Regions from separate parts of the Homo sapiens genome. Here region 2 is linked to region 1. A link is a loop called in an ENCODE intact Hi-C map of the cell type or tissue named here. Cell type or tissue: natural killer cell. All regions are shown on one strand.

The links. A loop is a pair of places that touch in the nucleus more often than their neighbours do. Peaks named below come from ENCODE experiments on the same cell type or tissue, not always from the same donor. Only the 100,000 strongest peaks of a DNase experiment are listed, where the experiment ranks them.
Region 2: it touches region 1 in a loop (38-fold over the local background); 4 of 110 quality-filtered maps call a loop at or near these places.

Annotation. Positions count from the first base shown.
Region 1 is chr18:6,517,858-6,525,857 of GRCh38, reverse strand. The region is part of intron 2 of LINC01387 (long intergenic non-protein coding RNA 1387); the gene reads right to left. Among named protein-coding and RNA genes, the nearest start is that of LINC01387, 10 kb to the right of the region's middle. In natural killer cell, a CTCF peak has its summit at 3,841; no DNase peak of the experiment used is centred here.
Region 2 is chr18:5,070,449-5,078,448 of GRCh38, reverse strand. No RefSeq gene overlaps it. Among named protein-coding and RNA genes, the nearest start is that of LINC01892, 6.7 kb to the left of the region's middle. In natural killer cell, no CTCF peak of the experiment used is centred here; a DNase peak (open chromatin) is centred at 4,988.

The DNA of each region.
Region 1 (8,000 bases):
CAAATGGAGTCAGTGGAGGCAGTGTTAGCTGAAAAGTCCTATTTAAACAATCAAATTGGACAGCTCCTGAGCTTCAGGCTGTCAGCACAGTCAGGCTGTAAAAGAAACTATTCTTGAGTTTCCCAAGTGTCTGTAAAGCATCCTGCCCTGACTTTTCTGGGCAAAGGCTTCCTCCATGGTAAGAAAGACTATTCTAAGGAAGAGGAGGGAACTTAAATTAAGCAGCAAGACGGGTACAGTGCTTTTTTCAAATCTCGAGTTGTGAAATCAGTGTAGTATGGCATGACCAGCATAGAATGCAATAGAATGGAAGAGACTGAAAAAGGATTGAAAGCATCAGAACGCATAGCATGGCATGGCCAAAGGTAATGTTTCAGGAAAATTTTTTCCTTAATATATAATCTCCTGTATCATCTATTTCTCTCTCTCTACTGAATCTTCCCATTGTTATACACAGAAACATGCAATCTTTTTTTTTTTTTTGAGATGGAGTCTCGCTCTGTCGCCCAGGCTGGAGTGCAGTGACGTGATCTCGGCTCACTGCAACCTCTGTCTCCCGCATTCAAGTGATTCTCCTGCCTCAGCCTCCCAAGTAGCTGGGACTGCAGGTGTGTGCCACCACACCCAGCTAGTTTTTGTATTTTTAGTAAAGACAGGGTTTCTCCATGTTGGCCAGGCTGGTCTCAAACTCCTGACAGGTGATCCATCTGCCTTGGCCTCCCAAAGTGCTAGGATTACAGGCATGAGCCACCACACCTGGCCAACAATCATTTCACTTTAAAACAAAACAAAACCTTTCCTGATCCCACTAATCCCCCTAGTTACTGCTTCAATTCTTTCCTTCGTTTTGAAGCAAATTCCCTGAAAGTGGTACGACATTTTCTCATTTCTCTCCTTCCATTCTGTCTTAACTGTCTTTCCCTTAGGGTTTCAAGCCCATTATTCCAGCAAAATTGCTATCGTCAAAGTCAGCAATGATGTCTACATTTCTAAATTCAAAATTCAATGGTGAATTCTCAGCCCTCATCTTGCCTGGCTGATCAGCAGTACTGAAGATGGTGGTTCACTCTCTCCTCTTTGAAGCACCTCCTCTCATCCCTTCCATTGTTCCCATGATGGTCCAAGCTGCCTTCTGTCTCCACTGTATTATAGAACTAGGCTCCTAACTGCTCTCCCTACTTGCATCCTCACCCACTACCCACATTCCCTTCTATACTATATTCTCAACATAATGGTTAAAACATCTCATTCCTTTGATTAAAACCCTCTACTAAGGCCAGGTGTGGTGGCTCACGCCTGTAATCCCAGTACTTTGGGAGGCCAAGGCATGCGGATCACGAGGTCAGGAGTTCAAGACCAGCCTGGCCAACATGGTGAAACCCCGTCTCTACTAAAAATTCAAAAAAATTAGCCAGCGTGGTGGCACAGGCCTGTAATCCCAGCTACTCAGGAGGCTGAGGCAGGAGAATCACTTGACCCTGGGAGGCGGAGGTTGCGGTGAGCCAAGATTGCACCACTGCACTCCAGCCTGGGTGACAGAGCGAGACTCCATCTCAAAATAAATAAATAAAACCCTCTACTAACTCCCATGTCATTCAGAGTTAAAGCCAGTATCTTTGCAGTAGCCTGCAAGGCCCTATACAACCTGCTCCTGACTCTGACCTTATTGTCCACTGCTCTCATTCTATGCTACCATCTCTGGCCACGCTGACTTTCTCCCTGTTCCTCAAACCTCCGAGGCATGCTCCCCTTGCAGAAGTTCTGCATTTTCTACTCCCATGCCTGGAAGCCTCTCCCCTAAACAGGTGCCTGGCTCACTCCTTAATTTCTACCAGGTCTTGACTCAAATCCACCATCTCTGTGAGGCCCTCCCTGGAAACGCAATATAAACTTTAACACGTGCACTCACTTTACACTCCTCTTCCCTTAGCACTGTCAGGCAAAATTTCAACAAATTTAGTTTAAAAATCACTAGGTAGCCATAGAAATGTATTTTTCAATGTAAGTTGTGGTCAAAAAGTCTCTGGTATAATAAAACACAGCTTGAGCTAAGAACCCAGATGAACCTGGGCTCACACGTGGCACTGAGGACAGTCCTTTGACGGGTTCTCTGAGCTAATGCCCATGTAGCTCCCTTCCTCGAGCCAGAAAGCTCTCTTCTCCACCCCACACTTAAATGGCATAATCAAATTATTCCTTCAAAAGACAGATCATCCATAAAATACTATGTAGTCATTAAAAATCATGTTCTAGAAGAATATTTAATGTTACAAAGTGATAATCCTAGTACAGTACTAAGTAAAAAGTCAATTTATAGCTCCATTTATAAAAGCATGTATTTTGTCCCACAGTTCTTGAGGAGTAATAAATAGTACATAATTAATTTTTCTACGTTAAATTATGATTAGCTTGCCAAGGTGAGAGAAAGTGGAATATCCGTCATGTTTTTGTGACTCCCTTTCCACTCCTATGTGGCCAGGACAGGGAACTCAGATGGCCCAAGAAAATGGCAGTTACTCAACAATCCTGCTCAGTGCTGAAAAGCCTCTCCTCTGGCCCCTTGTAGTTCATCAGAGAAAGAACTGGTGATGCTGACCATGTGCCCTCAGGGAGAGCATCCCTGGACCTCTGTGGTCAGTGCCAGGCTGCCAGAGATCTCCACACCAGCATCTCCCCACCAGGTGGTCTGTGGGTGAGGCCCAGATCTCCATCCCTCCTGGGACCACATACTTAGCCTCCTCTCTGGGTCCTGCTCCAATGACCTGGCTTAAAACCCTTCTGAGGTGAGATCAAAAGCTCACACGCAGACTTTAGACCCTCTCTCTCCACCATAATCCACTCATTTAAAGCAAGAGTCTATGGAGGAGTTTCAAGGCAGCCCATTTCACACACCTGAAACCCCAAAAATGCTATTAACTGTTCCGATTCAAAGGAGCATGGAAGAAAGGCAGGGCTGTACTGTCTTCCAGTGGGAAGGGCAAGGAAAATAATGTGTTAAGTGTTTTGTTAATGAGAGTCTATATAGCTGGAAAACAGATTTATTTTGTAAGTAATACCTACAGTAATTGAGAGGGAGAGAGAGAAAATACATACCTCACCTCTTACTTAGCTGGTGATGAGTTCTAATAATTTAATTGTTTCTTCTCCCATTCATATTGTGTATGGAAATAATAGTGGTGATTTTAGGTAGCATGAGTGACTCAAGGAAGAAAGGGACACGGTTGGGTAGGGAGCCTTCGAGGCTCAGTAGCTCCATGCTTCCTCCATCTATTATTAGAGTAGGTGGGACTAGCAGAGAACTTCTTCAGACATCTTTTCCACAACAAAAGAAGAAACGGTTTTCATAAGGAGAATCTATTGCAGCTAAAATGCAGAACTGAAAAAAATATCCAGGCGTGACATCAGCAAGATGGACTAGAAAGCTCCAGGCCCTCCTTCTGCCACAGAGACATGGAACTAATAGCAATGTATGGACTAGAATACCTTTGTGAGAACTCTAGAGACCCGTTGAGAAGCTACAGCATGCAGGCCAAGGTAAAACCAAGAAGAGATTCCAGCAAATAGAAAAATGCATGTGTGCCATGCATTTCATGTGTGCCCATCAGTGCCTCTCCCTCTACACAGCATAGCACAGGGCAACCAAGAGGAAAACCTCCATACTAAGGTTCCTCCCTCAGAATAAAAATAAAAGAGTAGACCATGTTTCTAACATTCTGGATTGTCTGGGGGCTGCCTGAGAAACTGGCTTCTGTCTCTCCTGACTTGGAGCACTAAAGGAACCAATGATAGAGTTGGAAGATGCTTGAAAAGAGGCAAGCTGTACATTAGAGTTGCAGTTCCACAGGTGGACAGCAGGGGAAGCAAGAGATCAAAAAAGGTTTGAGAGGTCCTAGAACCTCTAGCTGGGCTGATGGGTGAAAGCCTTCCCTGCATGAAGCCAGTATGTAAAGACTGGGAGATGTGGTTGATTTTTCAAATGCCCAAATTTCAACAGATTATAAGGCATAAAAATGAAAAAAGAAAACACAACCTAATCAACAAAACAAAATGAATCTCTCAAAACTGATCCAAAAGAACTGCAAATCTATGAACTCCCTGACAAAGAATTTAAAATAACAGTCATAAAGATGACCAATGAGCTTTAGAAAAAGAGAACACATATACACAATTAAAAAGAAATCAGGAAAACTATGCATGAGCAAAAGGAGAAAATCAACAAAGAGATGGAAACTATAAAAAAAAACCAATCGAGTTTTTATTCTTCCTTTAAAAGACAGTTATTTGAAAAAAAAACCCCCAAAAATATCTGACTAAAAAATTCACTAAAGGGGTTCAACAGTAGACTTGATCAGATAGAAGAAAAAAATCAGTGAATTTGAAGGCAGGTCATTTGAAATCATCCAGTCAAAGGAACAAAAAGAAAAAAGAATGAAGAAAAGTGACATAAGGGACACAATCAAGTGGGCCCAACGTATACATTATAGAAATCCAAGGAGAGAGAGAGAGAGAGAGAGAGAGAGAAAGGAGCAGAGAAATTATTAAAGAAATAATGGCTCCAAACTTTCCAAATTTGAAGAAAGAAATAAATTCAAAAAGCTCTAACTAGCTTTGGGATAAACCTAAAGAAAACTGCACTGAGATACATTGTAGCCAAACTGTCTAAAATCAAAGACAAAGAGAGACTCCTGAAAGCAGCAAGAGGAAGGCAACTTATCACATACAAAAGGAGCTTTCATAAGATTATCAGCAGATTTCCCAGCAGAAACTCTGCAGGCCAAAGGAAGTAGGGTGACATATTCAAAGTGCTGGGGCCAGAGGGAACTTGTCAAACAACAATACTGCATCTGGCAAAATTGTCCTTTGAAAATGAAAGGCTTTCCCAGATAAATAAAACCTAAAGGAGTTTATTACCACTAGACCTTCTCTACAAGAAACACTAACTAGAGTCTTTCAAGTAGAAACAAAAGGATTTAGACAGCAACACAGAGTCATAAGAAAATATAAGGTTCTCAAGCAAGAGTAAAGACATGGATAAATATAATAACTTATATTATTGTTAATTTGGTACACAGAATTTAAATGATGAAAATATTTTAAAAACTACATCTATTGCATAAATATCTTTATACAACACAAATATCTGTGGCATCAATAATAATGGCGATTTTATAGTATGTGATTTAGCACTTTATTAAGTGTTGTATAAAGATATTTATACACATACTGTAAAGCATATTGTATGCTTTGTAAAGCATGTATGTGATTGGAGTTAGGTTATTATCTGTTTAACATAGTATGCTGTTTTCTTTGTCTTTGTAGTCAGAAAAAAATAAAATAAAATAGTGTGCTGTTAAGTTTAAAAGCATTTTATAACATTTAATAAAATGCTATAACTTTTTTGTTTTATGTAATTGCAATGGTAGCTACAAAAAATCTGTAAAATATACAGAAAATGAAATTAAAAGTAAGTCAAAGCATGCCATTACAAAAAAATTTAATGAAACACAAAGGAGGCAGTAAGAGAGGAAAGGAGGAAGAGAAAAGCTACAAGACATACAGAAAAGAATGAACAAAATGGCAATAGTAAGTCCTTCCCTATCAGTAATTACTTTAATGTAACTGGACTAAACTCCCCAATCAAAAGACAGTCATCGAATGGATAAAAAAGTCACAGGATCCAACCATATGCTGTCTATAAGAGCCACTTACATCTAAAGACGACACAGGGTTGGAAGTGAAAGAACGGAAAAAGATATTCCATACCAGTGGCAACCAAAAGAGAGCAGGAGTGGCCATACTAACATCAGACAAAATAGACTTTAAGTCAAAAACAATTACAAAAGACAGTGAAAGACACTATATAATGATAAAAGGGTCAATTCACTAAGAAGATATAACAATTATAAATATTTGTGCAGCAAATCAAAGCCACAAACATGTGAAAGGAATTTTGACAGAATCAAAGAGAGAAATAGACAGCAACATAATAGTAGGAGATTTCAGGACCTCCTCTTTCAGTAATGAATAGAACAACCAGACAGAAGATCAATGAGGAAATAAAGGAATTAAATAACACTATAGACCAATTGACCTGACAAGACATATACAGAATATTTCACTCAATAACAGCAGAATATACATTCTTCTCAAGTATACAGAAAACATTCTCCAAAATAGCCCACATATCTTAACAAATTCAAGAAAGTTGACATTATATAAAATGTCTTTTCTGCAACTACTTTTAACTTCATATGGAAGCAAAAAAGAGTCCGCATAGCCAAGACAATCCTCAGCAAAAAGAACAAAGATGGAGGCATCAAGCTACCTGACTTCAAACTATACTACAAGGCTACAGTAACCAAAACAGCATGGTACTGGTACTAAAACAGATATATAGACCAGTAGAACAGAACAAAGGCCTCAGCAATAACACCACACATCTACAACCATCTGATCTTTGACAAACCTTACACAAACAAGCAATGGGGAAAGGATCCCCTATTTAATAAATGATGTTGGGAAAACTGGCTAGCCGTATGCAGAAAACTGAAACTGGGTCCCTTCCTTACACCTTATACAAAAATGAACTCAAGGTGGATGAAAGACTTAAATGTAAGACCTAAAGCCATAAAAACCCTAGAAGAAAACCTAGGCAATACCATTCAGGACATAGGCATGGGCAAGGACTTCATGTCCAAAACACCAAAAGCAATGGCAACAAAAGCCAAAATTGACAAATGAGATCTAATTAAACTAAAGAGCTTCTGCACAGCAAAAGAAACTATCATCAGAGTGAACAGGCAACCTATAGAACGGGAGAAAATCTTTGCAATATATCCATCTGACAAAGGGCTAATATCCAGAATCTACAAAGAACTTAAACAAATTTACAAGAAAAAAACAAATAATCCCATCAAAAAGTGGGCAAAGAATATAAGCAGACACTTCTCAAAGGAAGACATTTATGCAGCCAACAAACATATGAAAAAATGCTCATCATCACTGGATATTAGAGAAATGCAAATCAAAACCACAATGAGATACCATCTTAACGCCAGTTAGAATGGTGATCATTAAAAAGTCAGCAAACAACAGATGCTGGAGAGGATGTGGAGAAATAGGAATGCTTTTACACTGTTGGTGGGAGTGTAAATTAGTTCAACCATTGTGGAAGACAGTGTGGCAATTCCTCAAGGATCTAGAACTAGAAATACCATTTGACCCAGCAATCCCATTCCTGAGTATATACCCAAAGCATTATAAATCATTCCACTATAAAGACACATGCACCTGTATGTTTATTGTGGCACTATTCACAACAGCAAAGACCTGGAACCAACCCAAATGTCCATCAGTGACAGACTGGATAAAGAAAATGTGTCACATATACACCATCAAATACCATGCAGCCATAAAAAAGGATGAATTCATGTCCTTCGTAGGGACGTAGATGAAGCTGGAAACCATCATTCTCAGTAAACTAACACAAGAACAGAAAATCAAACACCGCATGTTCTTACTGATAAGTGCGAGTTGAACAATGAGAACACATGGACACAGGGAGGGGATCATCACATACAGTGGCCTGTCAGGGGGTGGAGGGCTAGAGAAGGGATAGCAATAGGAGAAATATCTAATGTAGGTAACAGATTGATGGGTGCATCAAACCACCATGGCATTTGTATACCTATGTAACAAAACTGCACGTTCTGCACAGGTACCCCAGAACTTAAAGTATAATAAAAAACAAAAGAAAAAAATAAATCCAGGAAAAATAAGAAAAAAAATTATTTTCTGATCTTAATGGAATAAAACTAGAAATCAAAAGCACAAAGAAAATTAGAAAAATCCTCAAATACGTGGAATTTTAAACATGCTCTTAAACAACCAATGGTTCAAAAAAGAAGTAACAAGATGAATTAGCAAATACCTTGAGACAAATGAAAACAAAAACACAACACAATACAACTTAGGAAATACAGCAAAAGCAGTGCTAAGAG
Region 2 (8,000 bases), 1.4 Mb after region 1:
AGCAGCACAGAGCAATCCAAACTGTCCGAGGGACCAGGGCCTGGAGAGAAACAACTTTGAAAGGAATATTAAAAAAAAACTTTAGGCCGGGCGCGGTGGCTCACGCCTGTAATCCCAGCACTTTGGGAGGCCGAGGTGGGTGGATCATGAGGTCAGGAGATCGAGACCATCCTGGCTAACAAGGTGAAACCCCGTCTCTACTAAAAATACAAAAAATTAGCCGGGCGCGGTGGCGGGCGCCTGTAGTCCCAGCTACTCGGGAGGCTGAGGCAGGAGAATGGCGTGAACCTGGGAGGCGGAGCTTGCAGTGAGCCGAGATTGCGCCACTGCAGTCCGCAGTCCGGCCTGGGCGACAGAGCGAGACTCCGTCTCAAAAAACAAAAACAAAAAAAAAAAAAAACAAAAAAAAAAAAAAAAAAAAACTTTATTGTTGTAGAGTAGTATTAGGGTCACAGGAAAATGGGCAGAAGGTACAGAGATTTCTCATATGCCTCCTGCCCCTCCCCCAGCCTCTGTCATCATTAACATCCCCTAGCAGAGTGGTGCACTTGTTATCACTGAAGAGCTTACATGAACACATCATAATCACCCTAATTCTTTTTTAAAAATGGGCACTTTTAACAATTCTTTTACTATTTTCAGAGACAGAGCCTCACCCTTTGGACAGGCTGGAGTGAAGTGGCATAAACACGGCTCACTGCAGCCTTCACCTCTTGGGCTCAAGGGATCCTCCCAATTCAGCTTACTCAGTAGCTGGGGCTACAAGTACGTGCCACGATGCCTGGCTATTTTGTTTTTTATTTTTATTATTTATTTATTTTTTTTATATATTTTTTTGTAGAGATGCTGTCATGCTATTTTCCCCAGGCTGGTCTCGAACTCTTGGGCTCAAGTGATCCTACTGTCTTAGCCTCCCAAAGTGCTGGAATTACAAGCATGAGCCACTGCCCCCAGCCTATTTTAACAATTCTTTAGTGGCTTGGATTTCTTTAGATTTGGGGAGAGAGTACTAGAACTAGTTTTTTTTCCACTTATTTTAGTCTTGACGGATTTTTCTGCCCTTTTATTCACAACTAGCCCTTATCAAAGTACCTGTGACAGGATCCCAGGGTGTTTCCCTGAAAGCCTATGTAACTTAAAGGGGCTGCTGCTTCATTTAGCAGAGCCGGAATGTTTACTGCTGTTTTATATGCATTAGTCTTGGCTTTCCAGACATATCATTAGCTCTTCAGGACAGGAACCATTTCTCAGTGCCGAGTTCACGTAGGTTCTCAATAAAGTAGGTGCTGGTATACAGTAGATGTTTGTTTATTTCAGAGTACAAATACCCGAGGCATCCAAACACTTGGGATAGTTATGAAAGAATTTCGCTACCATGTTCATCCATTTTGTAATCATGTTGCCACAATAACAAAATGACAGTCTCCTTTAGGGCATGACAATAATGTAATAAGCCAGGCTGGGGAAACGGGGGATGTGTCCTAGTGGCCCAAGCTACATGATCCAGATAGCGTGGTGGGGTTTGAAATAGACATATGAAAAATGACTCTGTCAGAAGCTGTTTGATATTATGAAAATCTGATAAACTACATGGAACAAAGGTCATTCACTCCAGAGCAAGAGATATTTCAGAAGTATAGACAAGCACAATTTGTAAAGGAAGATGTAGCTAGAGACAGCAGAGGATGTTGATGGATCTTTCCAAAGATCCTTTCTGATGGTGAGTGGGTTTTGTCGTACTCCTATCCACAGGTCAATAAAGATTTCCAGGAAAACAAATTTCCATACATACTTTACAGTTCTCTTTACCATTTTAAAAGGAAATGGATATGTAATGCATTTTTTTTTTTTGAGACAGAGTCTCTCTCTGTTGCCCTGGCTGGGGTGCAGTGGCATGATCTCAGCTCACTGCAACCTCTGCCTCCCAGGTTCAACCGATTCTCCTGCCTCAGCCTCCTAAGTAGTGGGGATTACAGACGCGTGCCACCACCTTCGCCATGTTGGCCAGGCTGGTCTTGAACTCTGGACCTCAGTTTATCTGCCCACCTCGGCCTCTCAAAGTGTTGGGATTACAGGCGTGAGCACTGTGCCTGGCCAGCAATTTTTGATTTTTATGCCAAATTATGTTAAAGGTATTCATTGTGTTTATGGTATCAAATATCTGGAATATTATATTATTTGGTTTCATTTTCAAATAAAACTAAGTAGTTTTAACTGATATGAATTGATTACAGATAATATATCTCCCAATTGATTTGTGCTAATCAAAAGACTCTAAATTTTATTTCATCCTTACTATATTTTATATCTCATTTTTTTTTGTAGCATTGCACTATGGGCTACATTTTTTAAAAATTTTGTGTTATTTTGAAATTAAGACTTCTAAACTTCAGAAATATTATTTACCTGGATGCAATCAGTACTCTGAAGTTAAGGGTAAATTATCTACAATAATTCTATGGTTATCAGTAGATTTAAAAACCACTTTGTCACCATCTCTAAAATGGTATCAATTTAATTAGGTAAACTTAAACTGAAACTCAGAACTTGTCCTTGACACATTGTTTAAATTAACTGCAATTGCCACATCCTGTCAATTCAAATTCCTAAATACTCATCTTTCCACCTCTCTTCTTTTCTGTGGAGCCAGGCTCAGACAGCACCCTGTAGGTTTCCTTCATAGACTTGCAGTAGCCTCTACCCTCCCTGAGAGTGGACACTGGATCTTCTTTTCTCCCTACTTTTTCTTAATCCCCAGCAGAGTGCCAGGCAAGTAATGGATACTGAATAAAAATCTGATGAATGAATGAATGAAAACTTTACCTAGTTTGAATGATCCAGAGTTCTGAATTAGTAAACCCTAGTATATCAGGTGGAATTAAACATTACCAACAATTTATACTAGGCAGTGCCTGTCGAGGTTGCAGGCAATTCTCTAGGAATTGTTTTATGTGCCTGAATCACCTACTTTATAGATGCAGTGTACACTCTTCGGTTAAGGTTGTCAGAGTTCAAGTTTTCTGAAACAAATGGTGTTGACTTGAAATGACTGTTCTGTCAAGGTGGTGGGTATATAATATTTTCTCGCAAAGAAGAGGAGAGCAACAATTGGTATTTATTTTGAAAACTAGACAATGAGGTAATAACATAACAGCTGGGTAATCTTTAAACCAGGAAAAGAGGTAACAATAAATTAAGCATGGTTATGCTAGAATCATCAAAATACATCCTGCAGGTGCAGTCAAGTTGAAGACACAATCAAGGGGGTCTGTGGAGGTCATGGAGATTTGAGATTTCATTTGTCTTCCACCTTTCTCAATCCTGTGAAGAGGAGCTTGGAGAAAATTTTGAAATGCAAAAGTCAGGTGTCCTTCATTCCTCGTGGCAAATAAATACATGAATTTTTCTAGTGTGAGTGTGCATATTTGGGATCCAAAAGGGGACCTCAGGGATGTTAGGAGTAAGTTGCCACTGTCATTTTTGTTTTTATGACCATTTCTTTTTTAAATAGCTTCCCTATACATTTTATTTTATTTTATTTTATTTTAATTTAATTTTATTTTATTTTATATTAAGACTAAGTATCACTCTTTCACCCAGGCTGGAGTGCAGTGGCACAATCTCAGCTCACTGCAATCTCTGCCTCCCAGGTTCAAGCTATGCTCCTGCCTCAGCCTCCCCAGTAGCTGGGACTGCAGGCACCCACCACCACGCCAGGCTAATTTTTTGTATTTTTAGTAGAGACGGGGTTTCACCGTGTTGGCCAGGATGGTCTCGATCTCCTGACCTCGTGGTCCGCCCGCCTCAGCCTCCCAAAGTGCCAGGATTACAGGCCTGAGTCTCTGTGCTCGGCCACATTTTATCCATTTTTTTTGGATGTATTATATTCCTTTTCCTCAGGGCTTCCAGAGTTTTCATGGCTTTTTATAGATAGAGTAAAAATTTCTGTGTTTAATAACACTCCTTGTGTTATTAGAGGTGTGTTCTTTGTCTTTGGTGCATTGTCAATTAACATTTTACAGTGAGAGAAAATGCCTCTGAGGTTTTATTTCCCTTCTAATTACAGAAATCTTGCAGCTGAGGGAAGACATTCACAGTGGGACTTTTTATGCAGCATTAATCTTGCGTCCAATTTCTCCTGGGTCACTGTGCATGGTAGCGCCTGTTAACCTTAGCGGGAATCAGGTGGGCGCTGCAGAAACTCAGCGAATCTTGGGGTTCGGTGCTACTGGCTGCGGGTTAATGACAAACCCAAGTGACAGGGTCCCTGAAATCCTTGTTTCTGATGTGGTAATTGCCCAGATCTAGGGGTGTTAGGTTCTAGACTTATTGAAAACAGAAGAATAAGTCTGGTGTTTGAATAAATAATTGATCACTTCTCTGTGTTCAGAAAAGTTTTCTAGTGGGTAGAAAGTGTAGGCTCTTTCTAGTCAGAGTAAAAGTTGCTTTCACCATTGTGTCTGTATCAAGCTGAGAACACTCCCAACTGGAGGTAATAAGCCAACAATTTTTATTAGAAAAGTGGTATGTTTCTAAAATGACTAATCATGAAGATCAGAAAAGATGCAAATGCACACGTTTATCAATCCTTTGATTGACCTCAGCAGCACAGCCGGACTGGAGCCTCTAGAGGCCATAAGCAGTCAATGCATTTCTACACCCAACTCCAAGGCATGCAATTTAGGATGATTATTAAATGATAAAATAAGTGTGGGCCAGTCAAAGAGGTTCTGACTTTTTTTCCCCAGAATGGCCATTTTCAACATATATATTTTTAATTTGAATAATCAAATTATTTTAAAATAATTGGGAGAAGAGTGCAAGGATGTATGGCTTTGTCCCAAGATATGTAAGATCTGTGTTTTGGGTAATTGAGTGCTAAGCTAAAAGCCTCTAGGAGAAAGAAACTTATTTTTGTAACAAGCACATGGGTGGAGTTACAGCATGGCAAAATCGGTCCTTGGAAACAATATCAAAATGAAGTGCAATGCTGTCACCTGGTGACCGTGTTCTGAAATGACACAATATCATCCTTGAAGTCTGCTACCCTCCCTTTCCCACTCGCTCCTCCCCAACTTTAGATGATATCATGGAATTTTAGAGATAGAGAAATATGAGAACAAATTTCATTCAGCTTCTCCAGTTTACAGATGAGAAATGGAGACCTTAAGTGATTAAAGCGAAACGGCCCTGGCCTATGCCTAGTTAATGGTGGCATTAGTGGTGAAAGAAGGTACTTGGAGCCAGTCAAGTCAGATTTAAATGGCAGCTCTGCAATTTACTAGCTGTGAGATTATGGGCAAACTGTGGAACCTTGCTGAACCTCAGTTTCCTCACACGTAAAATGAGAATTCCATTAGAATAATGGGTTATTCGGAAGACTGGATGACATAATCTGTGAAATTTGTCTGATAAGTTATTGGTTGTTATTATTGTTGCTATAACTGTTGTTGTTGCTGCTATCATTAGTTTTGTTTACTGGCACCTCTTGGCTTCCAGAGCATCATTTCTATAAATCCAATTGCTTTCAGGGGACACATGTGAGTGGTCATTGCATAGAGGCAGAGAGCCAAACCAGTGGAAGCTTAGCTGGAACACAGAATCTGGCCCAGGCTGAGGGGAGATGACACTTAGGATTTCAGTTAAGACTGTTTTCTCTGGAGGGTCCTGATTAAGCCTCTGGCACACGAGGATGCGGAGAATACACATGAGTTTAAGGTATCTCTGGGTGCTGCTATTCCCTGAGTCTCCTTCAAAGGTACCCCCCAAACTAGGGGGCCATTGCTTCCTGCATGGAGTGAAGAATCCACTAGGCCACAGGGGCCCAGGAATCATAGTTTTTCTGATTTTCACTCCATTAGGCTGGGGCAGGCGCTCCATGGCCTTCAGGGGTTACCCTCATGGCAGTGTTATGTTTTCCTCAGAGTCCTTGGCCCTGTAGCAGGGCTGGCTGTGGGGATAGGGGAGGAAGAGGAGGTGGAGGAGGAAGAGAGAGACAGAGAGAGTCAGGTGAAAGGCAGGAGAAAGTGGTCATTGGTTAAAAGTGCAGGTTCTTGAAATAAATCCTCTATCACATATGGATTGGCTGTGTGGTGATCTGGGCAAGTTACTAACTTCTTTAAGATTTGGTTTCCTCATTTGTAAAATAGGATAAAATTATAATATTGCTTACCTTCTTGGAACGTAAGGAGGAGAAAATGCGATGAGTCCATGTATAGTACATAGAACAGTGCCTTACACACAATACATACTGAAAAAATGTTGGCTCTCAATATATACATGTATGTGTGTGTATGTGTGTGTGTATAATTATATATAAAATAATCACATATACATATATAAAAAACTGAGTGCTGAATCTAGCATTTGTATCAGTCTCTGGGCAGTGCTCAGTATGGCTCTAGTCAAGTAATTATTCGTGATACTCATGAAGCTCACATTGCCCATGACGTATTATCACCTGTGGATGTTCTTGGATGGCTTTATACTCTGCCTGTATTTTCTGAACCAAAAACATTGACACATATATGGGTTCTTTTAGGATAGGATATCTGAAAATGGAACAGCTCTTTAACCCCTGAGATATATGTTACAACTTCATTCTACACTCTTGCACTCAAGTTACTAAAGTGATAAATAAGAACAAAAAGTAAACTAGAAAAATCTCTGTATAACCCTGCAAATCTAAGACTTTCAAAGTCAGGGTAGCAGAGTAATGTTTCTAGAGCATCTCCTCTTTATGGCTTCCCATTCCCAGGCTGTTATGAACTTATTTTCCTCAAACAGCCTTTCATAGAAACAGAAATTCAGAATCTTGTGGAGTTCTCAAACCACCAGAGAAAGATTTAGACCTAAGTTAGAGCAATAAAATATAGTGAAACTTGTTGTGTCCCTTGGGTTCTTGGTTGAATGCAAGATAAGCCAAATATGGTCAATTTAAGCAGGTGAAAAATGTCTTCTTTACATCAACAAAAGGGATGGTGAAGCAGTTCTGAATGGGCAGGCACAAGGGGTCTGGATGGCAGGGGCCTGGAGTCGGGCCAGGGAATCTTTTACTGCCATCTCCAAAGCTGTGTGCGCTCCCAGCCCCACCCCAGTAGACTTTCAGAGATGCCGTGAATTCACACTTTTTATCACCCTCTCCAGAAGCAAGGCCTGGACGAAACCTGTGATTGGACTAGCCTAGCTCACATGCCACCCAATGGCAGGGAAGGAGAAAGTGGTCCTTCTTTGGCAGAGGAAGCCTCTTACCAAGACTCACACAAAGGGGGCTTTCCCTGAAATGTCCAGCAAATCCTGATAAAATCCCCTCCCCTTGTTAAAATAGATTCTAAGAAGTCACGATGTTTGATCATTTTGACAAGTGGTGAGTGAAAATCCACCACTATACCAGAGGAGGGATTGATAACATAGCAAGTGGAGTCTGTTGCTAAGTTACACAGTTGTCACTAATGAACACCAATTTTTTTTTGTTTTATTTTTATTTTAGAGACAGAGTCTTGCTCTGTCACCCAGACTGTAGTGCGTGGTGTGATCCTAGTTCACTGCAGCTTTGACCTCCTGAGGTAAAGTGATCCTCTTGCCTCAGCCTCTTGAGTAGCTGGGTCTGCCAATTTGCCCCACTACGCTGGGCTTATTTTTATTTTTGTAGAGGCAGAGTCTCGCTATGTTGCCCAGACTTGAACCCTAATTTTTATGTTCATGAAAATGAAGACTCTTAGCAGCTTATTTAGAATCAAAATTATTCTAATTGCACTCAACTCACTGTATTTGTCTGAATATATAAAACTTCAATATTTAAAAGTATTTACACACGAGATCTCTCTTTTGCTACTAATTTGTTGAATGATCATTGTGTGAAGGCTCTGTGCTGAGCACTTTACATGTATCATCTCATTTAGTCCTCATCACCTCTTCAGGAGCTAGTTTCTACCCTCATTCTCATCTTTAGAGGTGAAGAAATTGAAGCCTAGAGAACTATAGCTAGTAAGATTGAAGTT